2 separate regions of the Homo sapiens genome follow, and region 1 is linked to region 2. A link is an interaction called in ENCODE POLR2A ChIA-PET data of the cell type or tissue named here. Cell type or tissue: OCI-LY7. All regions are shown on one strand. Each heading gives the region's core, and the rest is flanking DNA. Links, peaks and the distances in the headings are about the cores only.

The links. ChIA-PET counts read pairs that join two places held together with the same protein. Peaks named below come from ENCODE experiments on the same cell type or tissue, not always from the same donor. Only the 100,000 strongest peaks of a DNase experiment are listed, where the experiment ranks them.
Region 1: POLR2A ChIA-PET joins it to region 2 with 24 read pairs; 2 of 35 experiments call an interaction of 5 or more read pairs at or near these places.

Annotation. Positions count from the first base shown.
Region 1 is chr3:193,795,042-193,802,592 of GRCh38, forward strand. No RefSeq gene overlaps it. Among named protein-coding and RNA genes, the nearest start is that of LINC02038, 45 kb to the right of the region's middle. RefSeq lists an enhancer at 567-1,068. In OCI-LY7, for the core only: no CTCF peak of the experiment used is centred there; no DNase peak of the experiment used is centred there.
Region 2 is chr3:193,739,522-193,747,072 of GRCh38, forward strand. It overlaps the pseudogene RN7SL447P. Among named protein-coding and RNA genes, the nearest start is that of LINC02038, 100 kb to the right of the region's middle. RefSeq lists enhancers at 3,189-3,238, 3,259-3,308, 3,359-3,408. In OCI-LY7, for the core only: no CTCF peak of the experiment used is centred there; DNase peaks (open chromatin) are centred at 3,240 and 4,400; H3K4me3 peaks cover 1,574 bases; H3K27ac peaks cover 2,109 bases.

The DNA.
Region 1 (7,551 bases), core at 2,486-4,985, 56 kb after region 2:
TAAACTTAATAGTCACACATAACTTTTGACTAGAAATAGGTGGACTGTAAGTAATCATTTAGTCTTACTTTTTGAAGATCTAAAGTCATGTGGAAGCCTAAGTGGCTGTTTGAACCCAGACATCACTCCTAAAGGCATTCCTTTTCTTTATCCCGTCATTCCACAAACACTTATTAATCACCGACAGCAAGCAAGGCACAGGGAAAGGCACGGGAGGAGGGGCTCCGGGTGTGGGAAGATGGCCAAACACACGGTCCTCACACCAAGTAGTAAGTAGTCCTCACTACACAGAATCTGGTAGAGAAGTTGGAAAGTGAGTTCTTCCCAGCAACGACTAACGTTCTAACCATCACATCTCAACAAGTATTTAATGAGGTAGAAAATGCTCGCGGCAAAACTGTGGATACAATATGCTTTGAATAAGAAAATATTGGTCTCCTTCCATGACACACATGCTCCAGAAGCCCAGATGTCAGCCACAGCACTGCCCTCTCTGCTTGGAACTAACCCTTCACGAAGCCCTGGAGATGATGGTGTCCTCATGGTCCCTGACTCTGTCTGCTTCTTCGTGTCTCCCACTGCCATTTGAGGCTGAGTCACCGTCTCTCATCACTACAGCCCCCTCACTGCCCACCTGTGTCCACTCCTGCCTCTTCCACATGGCAGCCTCCTGGATCTTCCACGAAAGCAAATCTGATTTTTATGCCACGTCTCCCCACAGTGGCTTCTATTGTTCTTAAAGTTAAAACATCTTAAAGTGGACTGTGAAGCCCTGCACAACCTGGTGTCTCCCTGCCACCTGGACCCTGACCCCCTCTTTTTTTTTTTTTTTTTTTTGAGATGGAGTCTCCCTCTTCCGCCCAGGCTGGAGTGCAGTGGCACAATCTGGGCTCACAGCAACCTCCGCCTCCCAGGTTCGAGCAATTCTCCTGCCTCAGCCTCCCGAGTAGCTGGGATTACAGGTGCCCACCACCAGGCCTGACTAACTTTGTACTTTTAGTAGACACGGGGTTTCACCATGTTAGCCAGGCTGGTCTTGAACTCCTCACCTCAAGTGATCCACCCACCTCGGCCTCCCAAAATGCTGGGATTACAGGCATGAGCCACCCCGCCCGGCTGACCCTGACCCTCTTTACTCCAGCCACGCTGCTCTTCTTCCATCCCCCCATACTCACGGGGTCCCTCCTCTCGTAGGGCCTTTGTACATTCGACTCCCGCCAGCAAATCCCGTTCTTCCCCTCTTCACCTGGCTGTTGCTGACTCATCCTTTAAGTATCAAACTGCTTGTCATTCTCCTGGGAAAAATGTCCTCCACCCCTCTGTCTACATTAAATTTTCCACTTACGTGCAACTAGAGCTTCATGTGCATCTTCTTTATAGCCCTAAAGATGCTTTAACTTTAATTTTGTGTGCAGTTATTTGATTAATGTCCAGTTCTCCTATTAGACTGTGAACTCGTGAGAACAGGACAAATGACTGTGTGGTACAGTAGTGACTCTCAAGTATATTTTGACAGAATGAAGGATGATCTCATGCTTGGCCCCTAGTAGGTGTTCATTAAAGTAGCTGGATGAATATGGGAAGAAGAGAAGCAATAGTAATTAAGAAAGCTGGGTCCCAGCACTTTGGGGGCCAAGGTGGGTGGATCACCTGAGATCAGGAGTTCGAGACCAGCCTGGCCAACATGGTGAAATGCTGTCTCTACTAAAAATACAAAAATTAGCCAGGCATGGTGGTGGGCACCTGTAATCCAAGCTACACAGGAGGCTGAGGCAGGAGAATCACTTAAACCCAGGAGGCGGAAGTTGTAGTGAGTCAAGATCATGCTACTGCACTCTAGCCTGGGTGACAACGTGAGACTTCGTCTCAAAGAAAAAAATAAATTAGCCAGGTATGGTGGTGCATGCCTGTAGTCCCAGCTACTCAGGAGGCTGAGGGACAAGAATCGCTTGAACTTGGGAGGTGGAGGTTGCAGTGAGCTGAGATCATGCCACTGAACTCCAGTCTGGGTGACAGATTGAGACTTGGTCTCAAAACAGCAACAAGAAGAAAGCTGGGTCCTAGTCCCTGATGCTCTGCTGACTTGCTCAGTGGCCTGTCCTTCTCCAAGCATCAGGGCCTCCTACCCAGCATGCAGGGGTGAGCCACTCTGCTGCCCACCAGGGGTCTGAAGGACCTGAAGTTGAATCCTAGCTCCCACTGTCTGGATGTATGATTTTGAGCCTATTTTACTTCTGTGAAAAATTCTTATGTTTAAAGTCTCTCCAAGTCCTAAAAGTTGAGAAATCTGTGAGGGCCTGCACTATACCAGTAGCAGCAAGAATGGAGAGGAGATGGATAAAAGAGAGATTTCACATTAAGTGATGAAGTAAACCAGTGGTTCTTAAAGCAGGATCCCAGACCAGCAGCATGAACATCACCTGGGAACTTGCTGGAAATGTGAAGTCCACAGCCCCACCCCAGATCTACCGAGTTAGAAACTATGAGGATGGGTCCCAGGGGAAAAAAAAAAAATTAGCCGGGCATGGTGGTGTGCACCTGTAGTCCCAGCTACTTGGGAGGCTGAGGTAGGGGAATTACATGAACCTGGGAGGTGGAGGTTGCAGTGAGCCGAGATCAGCCTGGCGACAGATCGAGAATCTGTCTCAAAAAAAAAAAAAAAAAAACCCCTCCAGTAGGTTCTGAGGCATGCTCTCAAGTTTGAGAACCACTAGGTTGGAGGCTGAGGGTGAGGAAGAAGGAAATGTTGAGGGCAGAGGAGGAAATGTAGCCATCTGGCACTCTGAGAGCTTGACTTGCCTGTCTCCTAATAGTATTGACTCCCTGACTTGTAGGAGCTGTCTGTAGGGCACAGGAGGTTCGGGGTAGGGATTTTATGTAGGTCATCTACAGACAGAAAACTCACTTTTACGAGGGATATATAGGAAGTTATAATCAGGGAGAAACTCACCTCCTGATTTCATGAGATGTCCCAACACAGCATGAAACAGGACAAGGCCCTGGGAAACGGGACCATCTCATGCACCTGTGTCCTGAAACATCTGGCAATCCTAGACACAGGGAGAGTCAAACAGCACTGAAGAGACTTCACTACTTCCTTTCCCCGGAAACATCCGGGGCCTGAGTGATCCATTTGTGCCTGAGCGATCCCTCTCCTAATAAGGACTCCAATAGGCACTGTACAATTCCCAGGAATGCTTTCTATTCTTGCCAAATAATCAAAACACTGAGGAGGTAGAACCTGGAGGGGGTGTCCAAACACAAACCCACCCATGTCACCACAAAGTTTCGCACAATAAACCCAACATCTGGTTTCTTGTCTGTGTGATTACCACTGGGATGCTGTGGAGACCAGGGACCCATTGTTGTAAATCCACAGAACTTGGAACCCAATCAACTCTTTCCTCACACTGTGCTGATGTATTTTGTGCATGTTTTGGCCATATTATTTTTCTGTTTGCTTGTTTTAATCAATATGGTACACACACACACACACACACACACACACACACACACACACGTATGTTGACAACCATTATCTTTATTTTTTAAATATTCTTTTGTAGCTGCCAAAGTTTTTTTCAAGGAATACCTGTCATCATTGTCAAAAGTATTTAAAAGCTAGTGTTCAATGGGAGGGATTCTCTGGAAGATGAGGCTAGAGGAATATGTTCATTTATTTGCTCATATAAAATATATTTATTGAGTACCTATTATGTCTCAGTCACTGTTCTAGGCACTGGGAGACAGCAGTGAATAACATAAAGAAGTTCAAGCCCTCATGGATCTTATAGCCCGCTGGGGAAGACAAACTATAAGTGTCATTAGATAAGCAAACAGGATATCAGACTGTTATACGTGCTGTTAAAAAAAAATGAAGCAAAAACAGAGGGTAGGGAGGGTCAGAGCAGAAGGGACTATTTTATTTTGGGTAGTCAGGGAAGACCTCCGTGCTAAGGAATCTAAAAGAAACAAGAGAATGGGCCCTGCAGACATGAGGGCACTCCAGGCAGAGGGAAGGGCAGGTGCAAAAGCCCTGAGATAGGAACTTGCCTCCAGTATGCAAGGCCCAGTGTGGCTGAGTGGAAGAGGCACTGGAGCAAAGAGTAGAGATGAGTTGAGGGAGACAGAGAAGGTCCAGCTATCACAGGGCCTTGTAGGCCACTATAATGAATGGTGCTTTTACTCTGAGCAAGGTGGTAATTACAGATTTTGGACACAGGGGTTATATGGTCTGACTTCCGAGTTCTAACAGCAGCATTCTGGCTGCTATTTGAAAATAATAGTAGCCGGGCGCAGTGGCTCATGCCTGTAATCTCAGCACTTTGGGAGGCCAAGGCAGGTGGATCACAAGGTCAAGAGTTCGAGACCAGCCTGGCCAAAATGGTGAAACCCCGTCTCTACTAAAAATACAAAATTTAGCCAGGCATGGTGCCAGGCACCTGTAATCCCAGCTACTTGGGAGGCTGATGCAAGAGAATCGCTTGAATCCGAGAGATAGAGGTTGCAGTGAATCGAGATCGCACCACTGCACTCTAGCCTGGGTGGCAGAGCAAGACTCTGTCTCAAAAAAAAAAAAAAAAAAAAAAAAAGAAAGAAAAGAAAGAAAAGAAAGAAAAAGAAAATAGTAGCAGAGCAGGGGAGAAACCAGCAGAGCAGGGGAGAAACCAGCAAGCCTGGTCAGGAGGCTTGGCAATAATCCGGATGAGAGATCAGGAGGTTTGCTTAGGGTGATAGCCGTAGAAGTGGTAAGCAGTAAGAACTCCAAGTCTCTTCCAAAGTTAGAGACAACAGGATTTGCTGGTGGATTGGATGTGGGACAGAGAGAAAAGGTACAGCCAACCAATAAAAGCTATCAAGTTTTTGTTTTTTGCAACTGGATGAATGGAACTGTCTTTTAGCTAAGACAGGAAGGACTCTGGAGATAGGGAGGATGCATTGGGAGCTCAGTTTAGAGAATTTCAATTTGAGAAGTCAGTAACACATACTGAGGATAGAATTTAGAGAGATGTACTAATAAATGTGTAGTTTAACCCAAAGACAACCTAGAAATACAATTTCCAGTGAAGCTGGGAAAGGTATACTGCAGGAGAGGAAATTACAGGCAGAAGACACACTGGGAAACCATGGCCCTAGAACTGACGAGGAGGCCTCAGCATGATGTGACTGAGGTCAAGGCTGAGAGATGAAGCTAAGCCATGTTCTCCAGCAGGTCACGAAGATTGGCAACCCATTACAACACACACTGTGAAATAAATTCCCACGTTCTAGCCAATGGCCCCCTTCTAAAATCATGGCCAGGACATCAAAACTGCAGGGTCACGGAGGAACTGAGGCCGTTATTTCAAGTTCTGACCATGGGTAAAACACAAGACTTTGCTGATTTGAATATTAATCGATAACACTCCAGCTTCAGTTTAAATACAACTTGGGCCTCTGCATAAGTAAAAACTGAGCAGAGTTTTGCTCTTACCATGCTGTGATCCTGCCGTTATCTTCATCTGGCAGGGACTTCCTCTCCTGTTAAAACTTTTAAGCATTCCTTCTGTGCCGTATCTGTTACACAGAGCAATACATAATGGACTAGACAGGATTATTGGCCCAAATGACAAAACCAGATGTGATATGGAAGTTTTTTTCCTATAACCACACATACATCTTTGGCCTCACACAGCTGTTCATTGTAAATAGGAAGATTCACACAATGGGCGAGATGGGGTGCAAAACCCACCATCCACATTCCTTTAGGGGTAGGAAGTGGAGAAGGGGCATTCCTCAGGTCTTGTCTCCTGGCCCCAGCAGGTGTGAGCTGTTGCCTACAGGATGTGATCTGCAGATTGTGAAGGGGCCACCTTCTAGAGGACAGCATGGTAGCAAAAACCTCTTGGGATGGGAACCTGGGCCCCAGTGCTGCCGTTTCATGTCCCGAGATTTGGGACAAGTCGTGTCAGCACTCCAAGCCTCAGTGTGCTTCATCCATGCAGTGGGGATGAGAGAGTCCTTGTCCTAAAAATGTCTTTCTCAGGTTTTTAAAGTTAGGATTATGTTGGCCTCATAAAATGAGATGGGAAATGGTCATTTCTTTTCTTTTTTTCTGAGAGCTTCTGTAAAATGGGTCTATAAGTATGTGATAGAAGTCACCAGTGAGACCATCTGGGTCTGAAGCTTTCTTTGTGGGAATGTTTTTGAATAAGATGATGAATTGAAATTTTTGAATAGAAATTGGGCTGCTTAGATTTTCTGTTTCTTGTTGAGTCAGCATTGGTAAGTTATGTTTTTTGAGACATATGTTCCTTGAAATAAATTATTGACTTTGTTGACAGAGTTCATAGTATTCTTTTATTATCCTTTTAGTGTCTGTAGGATCTATAGGATATCCCTTCTTTCATCCTTGAAATAAGTCATTTATGTTTACTTTATTTTTTTCTTGATTAATTCATAAGGATTTGTAAAGTTTATTAATCTTGTCAAAGAATAAAGCGTGGCTTTGCCAATTGTTTCTATTTGGAGTATGGTTTTTATTTCATTGCTTTCTGGTCTTTCATTTATTTCTTTTTTCTTATGTTCATACTTTTTTTCTCCGTTTTAGATTTAATGTGTTATTTTTCCAGCTTTCTAAGGTAGATACTTAGATCATTGATTTTAAACCTTTCTTCTTTTTAATATAAGCATTTAAGCTATAAATTACCATCTAAGCAATGCTTTAGTTGCATACCATACATTTTGGTATGTTGTATATTCATTATCAGTCAGTTTAAAATATTTTCTTTTTTCTTTCTTTCTTTTTTTTTTTTTTTTTAAGACACAGTCTCCCTCTGTTGCCCAGGCTGGAGTGCAGTGGCACAGTCTTGGCTCACTCAGCCTCTACCTCCCAGGTTCAAGTGATTCTTATGCCTCAGCCACCCAAATAGCTGGCATTACAGGCGTGCTCCACCAAGCCTGGCCAATTTTTGTGTTTTTAGTAGAGACCGGGTTTCACCATGTTGGTCAGGCTGGTCTCAAACTCTTGGCCTCAAGTGATCCGCCCACCTCGGCCTCCCAAAGTGCTTGGATTACAGGTGTGAGCCACCACGCCTGGCCTCAAAATATTTTCTAACTTCCCTTTTAATTAATTCTTTGACCCAGGTCCAAGTTCGAAGCATGTTATTTAATTTCTAAATATTTGGAGGATTTTCTAGGTATCTTATTGTAATTGGCTTGTAGCTTAGTTTTGTTTGCTGGAAGAATACATTCTGTAATACTTCAATTATTGGAAACATTTTGAGATATATTTTGGGCCTCAGCAAATGTTTGATCTCAGTCAATGTTCTATTTGCAGCTGAAAATCATGTGTATTTATACTTATTGGGTGTGGAAAGTTCTATAAATATCAATTAAGTTGTGTTGTTTGGATCTATATCTTTACTGTTTACTTTTTTGTATACTTGTCCTATTAATTACTAAGAGAGGGATTCATAGCAAGCTTTTTAAAGCATAAATCAGAATATGGCCTTCCCAGTGTAAATTCCTCAAAGTCATCTTAGTGCATTTAGAATAAAATCTAATCTAGCC
Region 2 (7,551 bases), core at 2,031-4,530:
ATTTGTCCATTCACCTATCGAGGGACATCCTGGTTGCTTCCAAGTTTTGGCAATTATGAATAAGGTTGCTCTAAACATTCATGTGCAGGTTTTTGTGTGAACATAAGTTTTCAACTCATTTGAATTCAAGAAATGCTATTCCTGGATGGTAGGGTAAAATTATATTTAGCTGTGTAAAAAAGTGCCGTATTGTCTTACAAAGTGGCTGTACCGTTTCATATTATTGCCAGTAATTAGGGACAGTTCTTGTTGCTCCACAGCCTCACCACGGTTTCCTGGTGTCGGTGTTTCTAATGGTTGTCGTTCTTATAGGTGGGTGGTGGTGTCCCTTTTTTAAAATTTGCAATTCTCTAATGATGCATGATATTGAACATCTTTTCATATGCTTATTTGCCATCTGTATATCTTCTTTGGTGAGGTGTCCATTCAGGTCGTTTGCCCATTCTTTAATTGGGCTGTTTTCTTATTGTTGAGCTTTAAAGGTTATTTGTATGTTTTGGAAAACAGTCCTCTATCAGATGTGTCTTTTGTAAATATTGTTTTCTCTGTCTGTGGATTTTTCCCCCTCATTTTCTTGATGTCTTTTACAAAGCAGAAATTTCTAATCGAACGAAGTCCACCTTTTCAATTCTTTCTTTCATGGGTTGTGCCTTTGGTGTCTAAAAAGTTATCACTAAACTCAGGACCATCTAGATTTTCTCCTATGTTATCTTCCAGGAGTTTTATAGTTTTGCATTTTACATTTAGGTCTGTAATCTATTTTGTGTTAATTTTTTGTGAAGGATGTAAAGAGTGTGCCTAGAATCATTTTTTTTAACATGTGGATGTCCAATTGTTCCAGCACGATTTGTTGAAAAGACTGTATTTTCTTTGTATTGCCGTTGGTCCTTTGTCAAAAGATGAGTTGACAATATTTATGAGGGTCTATTCCTTTTTTTTTTTTTTTTTTAAGAAGACAGGCTCCAGCCAGACTGGAGCGTAGTGGCTCTTCACAGGTGCGATTCCACTACTCATCAGCACAGGAGTTTTGACTTGTGTTTTCTGACTTCAGCCAGTTCACCCCTCCTTAGGCAACCTGGAGGTCACCATATTGATGCTGAACTTAGTGTGGACACCCAATTGGCATAGTGCACTACAGCCCGGATCTCTGGGGCTCAAGTGATCCGTGAAGATCTATTTCTGGGCTGTCTATTCTGTTTCATTGATCTATTTGTCTATTCTTCTATTCTTTTGCCAATGCCACACTGTCTCTATTACTGTAGCTTTATGCTGAGCCTTGAAACTGGGCAGTCAGTCCTCTGACTTTGTTTTCCTTCGATATTGTTGGGAAGAACTGACATCTTACAATATCGAGTCCACCTATCCGTGAATGTAAAATATCTCTCTATTTATTTAGTTGGAGTTTCGTAGTTTTCCTTCTGTATATCTTTATACATGTTGTTAGATTTATACCTAAGTATTTCATTTTGAGGTGTGCTAATATTGTATAAATGTATTTTATTTTTAACTTCAAGTTCCAATTGTTTATTGTTGGTATATAGGAATGTAATTCACTTTTTTTTGTTTGTTTGTTTTGTTTTTGTTTTTTTGTGAGACAGTCTCGCTCTTGTCACCTAGGCTGCAATGCAGTGGCACAATCTCGGCTCACTGCAACCTCTGCCTCCTGGGTTCAAGCCATTCTCCTGCCTCAGCCTCCCAAGTAACTAGGATTACAGGCGCCCGCCACCACACCCAGCTAATTTTTGTATTTTTAGTAGAGATGGGGTTTCACCATGTTGGCCAGGCTGGTCTCGAACTCCTGACCTCAGGTGATCCGCTTGCCTCGGCCTCCCAAAGTGCTGGGATTACAGGTGTGAGCCACCGTGCCCAGCCATGATTCACCTTTATATATTAATCTTGTATCCTGCAACTTCACTATAACTACTTATTAGTTCTAGGAGGTGTATTGTTTGTTTTGTCAGTTCTCTTAGATTTTCTACATGGACAATCATGTAATTTGTAAATGAAGACAGTTTTATTTCTTCCTTCCTAATCTATATGCCTTTTATTTAAAACAAACATTTGTTTTGTAATGATATCCTCATGCATTTTTTTGGGGTCTATTTTTGCTTCTTTTCTTCCTTCCTTTTTTAAAGGCCTAAATTTTAATAGGACTTTAATGGATAAATGTCAAAAAAAAAAAAAAAAACCAAAAGACCCTTAACTTCTAACATTTATTTTCAAATCTTAACACTGCATTTAAATGGTTAAAGTAACACAAATTTATATATAAACCTAATAATTAGGAAGCAATGGAAAATTCTTATTCTAAGTAAAAATCATTCTTTCCTGCAGCTCAGAACTTTCCGGCAATTTTGTTTTCTTCCTCTGAAGTACTTCTTTTTAGAAATTCCTTTAGTAAGAATCTGTTGATGGCAAAATTTCTCAGTTTTTATTTGCCTGCAAATGTCTTTATCTTAGTCTTTTTCTTCAGTGATATCTTAGTTGGGTTTATAAGTCTTGATTGACAATTATTTTTCTTTTGCACTTTGTTTTTCTGTGTTTTTCAAAACCAGCTGGGCACAGTGGCACACACCTTTAGCCCCAGATATTTGAGAGGCTGAGACAGGAGGATTACTTGAGCTCAGAAGTTTGAGGCTGTAGTGTGTTATAATCATGTCTGTGAATAGCCACTGCACTTAAGCCTGGGCAACTTAGCGAGACCTCATCTCTTAAAAAAAAAAAAGTGTGTGTGTGTGTGTGTGTGTGTGTGTGTGTGTGTATTAGATCTATCTTTGAGTTCACAAATTCTTTCTTCAACTGTGCCTAACTTCATGTTTCATTTAGGTTTTTCCTCATCTGCTTAGTTTTTAATTATAATAACTATGATTTCTCATGTTTAAAATTCTTTCTGGTTGTTTTCTACAAATGCCTGGGCCCTTTTGAGATTATTTTATTCCTTGCTCATGTATTTTGATTCCCTCTTTTATTTCTGAAAACATTTCTTTTTACTTCCTTAAAACATAATTATTTTTAATTCTGTGTTCCATAGTTCATATATATGAAGTCGCTGGGAATTTAATTCTGCTTTTTTTTTGTTTCTTCTGATTCTTATTGGTGGTGGCTGGGTTTTTCATGTGTTTAAAAATTTTGACTGTGAGCTGGGTTTTGACTGTTCAGCTGGGTTTATTCGTGGGAACCCATGAGGTCTGGGTTTTGAGTGCATCCTTACAGAGAGAATACGCATTTGCTTCTCTGCCAGGTGGCCCTGTAATGGTATAACACGAGACCATTTTTAAGTTAACTCTTCCGCTGGGGGTTTCCAGTCAACAAAAAATGTGTGAATTTAATTCCTTGTGCAGATAAGTTTCATTTTCACCTTCCTTTACCAGTGGACAGTAAATCCTTTTACTGAGACTGTAGCTTTTCAGGCTTCTTACTTTATTAGGGGTCTCAGTTCCAATTTTCCAGCTTATTCAGGCTGAATATCTAGTCTTCTGTTCCCTGCAAGGCCATTAAAACTCCAGCTTGTTTCAGCGATTGGCAGATGCTCTCAGGATAGCTTTGGTTCAGCACGAACTCCCTCTTCAGTTTGGCACCTGGTGACTTCCCTTACTTCCAGGTCAGCTCAGCTCTGAATCTAAAAGTATTCCTGTAATATTTTATCCAGAATATCTGTATGCTTTATCTCAGGAGGGCTTTTCAGGCTCTCTGGTCATTTGCCAGAAATACCATAGCACGAGTTTCTTTCTAAACGTAGTCACTTTTTCACTCATTGTTAAATGTCACCTTTATTTTGAAAGGATGGATTATGGGTATATTAAAAATATCTACTAGGTAGCATACTACTGGCAGCTACCTATCACCAAACGAATAGCAAAGTTATAATAATTTGTGGGGTTTTTTGTAAGAGAAAAATGTGTACCTAAGTTCCTTGCCATGAGATGACTTATAGAATCTTCACAGTTACTTGCCATCTCCCATTTAAAATAATTACTGAATCCAACCTAATTGGACAAATATGAACTACAATGCCCTGTAATAAGCTCAGAATGATAGAGCAGATGAGGGTTTCTCCGTCTACCTGTCTAAGTTATAGACATCTCACTGACATGTCTTGGATTATGTCTGGGCATCATCAATGTTAATAAAACTTAAATTCTATGTTTTGTAATCAAATAAAAATACATAGAAGTTCTAATATTTTATTTCCTTCATGCCAGTGGCTAATCTCATCTTGGTTGGGGTAAGTTACTTCTGGCATGTAGTGGGTGGAGGCCAGGAATTCTGGCTTAAACATCCTACAATGCGCAAGACTCCCCTCCGTGGCTGAATTGTTTTGTCAAAGATGTTGAAAATGCTCAGTTTGAGAAGCACCGAGTCAGACACGGAGGAAGTGTGGCAATTTCAGGCTCTGGTTTCACTCCTCACTGCCGCCCTTCACAGTCCTCCTGATTCAGGTGTACCACGCTATGCTTCCTTCCCCAATCGTAAATATCCTCTTCGTGTCTTTTCTTCCAGAGCTTCACACACTTCATGGGCATGGTGTGTGAATTGTTTTCCAGCTGCAGCATTTCTAACTGAATCTCTGTCTCAGAGCTAGATGGTGTCCACAGGGTTCAAGAGAAGGGCACTTTTCCTAATCATTTACTTCAGGCTGTTATTCAGATGACATCATCCTTCTAAACCAAAGAGACTAGGAGGAAAAGGGGAGGGGGCGTTTACTTTTCCTGTAAAGCAAACTCCAGGTGACTGCAATACAGTATCTCACGTGGTCACAGGCTCTGGTTCTAAGAGCAAATATGAAGGTGGATGGGAAGAGATGGAGTGGAGAGTACGGGAACGGAATCAACACAGCAGGGTGTGTTTGTGTTGGGGGGAGATTTTGAAAGTCCCATATTTGGGCTGAGGAGACCCAGATGGCACCCCTGAACCTCCATGCAGCTTGGATAAGCTGGTAAGCAAGGTCCAGGGCAGACAGGCAGGCAGGAGGCCAACGAGAGGGAAACGCAGAGCTCCCAACTCCTTCCTGCAGAGGCTTGCAGGACTGTGTGCTAGAAATTAGAGGGGGCTTTTCACCTGTCTCTGTTCACTCATGACACAAACCCTTCCTTGAGGAAAGAGTCAGAGGTCAGTGAACGTGACAAAATCACCTCCCGTCGCTGTGAGGCTGGCCCGGGACTCTGCTGGCTGAGGCTAGGTAACTTGTTCCTCTCCGTGTCTCCCGTCCTGACCTCACCCAGGCCTGAGCCCGCCTTGCATCTAGAAGCTGTCTGGCCCATTAGTGTCCTTCCACTCCACAGAAGGTTCAGACTAGAAGGCTCTTGACCTCATGTACTCCTTTGCTCTGCATTTTAAACATGAAGAAACCAAGGGCATGATAGAGCTCTTTGTTCCCATTCAAGACATCTTATTTCTGAGGGCAGGTCTCCTTGGCCTGAGGGGCTTGAGAGCAGGCACTAACCTTGACTTTAGGGGCCCTAAAAAGGAAGTGAGCTGTGTCAGAAATGTGTCTGGGGCTCACCTTGGCAATGGGAGCCATTCAGCTTGTACCTAAAGGAACAGTTAGCCCAGAGTGAAACCCAATTCTTAGTTTAAAGAAACAGACGCAGAAAGACTTCTTAAGCCTGGATCAATGTCTTTCCCCACAAGGAGTGAGAAAATAAAAACAATGTTGAATCCTCTCACGCTGCTAATAAAAAGGAGACAGGGCTCAAGTGAGGGCAGCCAGGGAGCGCAGAAGGAGGCATTTTCCATTGAACTTTTTCTGCTTATGCAATAGATCTTCATTATCTACACTGTGCTGTGGCTCTCCAGCTCCCCCAGGGAGATGCTTAATGACATAAACTGCTTAATAAGCAGTGACTGGTGCCCCGGAAGAGCCGATGGAAGAGGAAAGCGGCCTGCTCCTATCTCCTAGTGTTCTGCATTTCTCTCTCACAGCTGATTTCAGATACTGGCCAGAGGGAGATAAAGGGCAGCTGGCTTCCCAACCAGACCAGCAGCATTTGCCCTGTTGGAAGGCTGGCTTCAGGCAACATTGCCACTCACTTTCCCTCATGAGGGGAAACGCGGCCTCCATTTTTTGTGCTCTTAAGCAAGAATTTCCTACTTTGGTGCTGTCTGTCTTAGGCTCCACCCAGAAGCCTCATTCACTTTTCTGAGATAGCGTCTTGCTCTGTCACCCAGGCTAAAGCGCAGTGGCATGATTTCGGCCCACTGCAACCTCTGCCTCCTGGGTTCAAGTGATTCTCTTGCCTCAGCCTCTCGAGTAGCTGGGACTACAGGTGTGTGCCACCATGCCTGGTTAATTTTTGTATTTTTAGTAGAGATGGGGTTTCACCATGCTGGCCAGGGTGATCTCAAACTCCTGGCCTCAAGTGATCTACCCACCTCAGCCTCCCAAAGTGCTGGGATTACAGGTATGAGCCACTGTGCCTCGCCATCATTCACTTTTATTTACCAAACATGTATTGCCGGGTAATTTTCTATGTGCTTACAGGTATTCATCTACATAAGCTGGGCGCAGTGGCTCACACCTGTAATCCCAACACTTTGGAAGGCAAAGGCGGGAGGATTGCTTGAACTCAGAAGTTCAAGACCAGCCTGGACAACATAGCGAGACCCTGTCTCTACAAAAAATACACAAATTAGCTAGGCATGGTGGTGCACACTTGTAGTCTCAGCTGCTTGGGAGGCTGAGGTGGGAGGATGACTTGAGCCTAGGAATTCAAGGCTACAGTGAGCTATGTTCACGCCACTACACTCTTGCCTGGGCGACAGAGTGATGCCCTGTCTCCAAAAAGGAAAAAAAAAATGGGTCACAGAGTTAAGTTCTATTTCTAAGCTCATTTTAAAGATGAGGAAACTGAGGCACAGAGAGATCAAATCTGCCCAGCCGCAAGGAACATGGTGGCTTTCCTATACTCCTAACCTCTGTTCTGGGCCGGGCCTGGCACTATGTTTCTCTCTGCTCTCCCCTGGGCCCACTCTGCACATGCTCCTCTTTCTCCTGAAGCCCTCCCAGGCTGCTCCCCTTCCCCCGCTCTCCTTGCCACTCTCAGCCTGTATCTCAGGTTCTACTGACCTCCTCTCAGGTACATTCTCATCTACACATTTTCAGCTAGTTCACTGTCCAAGATTTTCCTCCAAGATCAAAAATCAAGAGGAGACATTTCTCTCTCAAGGCAAAATCCTGAAAAACTGTCAAGGATGATAACACAGAGATATTGTCCTAATGTCGTTTATAACATTGAAAAATTGAGAACAGCATTAGTGTTCAGTAATAAGGGATCTGTTAACAAAATAAGGAGTATCATGCAACCATTAAAAATGCATATTTCTGGAAGGCTTTAGAGAGGGAATATGTTAAGGGAGAAAATGAGACTCACATTCGATATAGCACAAGGGCGAATGGGAGGGATGTGGGGGTCTATGGGCAAGTTATCACTGACCCTATTAAGAATTGCTGTCGCTGGGTAATGATAAAAAGCAGACCACTTTTATTTGATTTTATTATTGTTTTAAAATTTGCTACAGATGATCTACCTCCTTGTCGCCTGTACCCAGGGG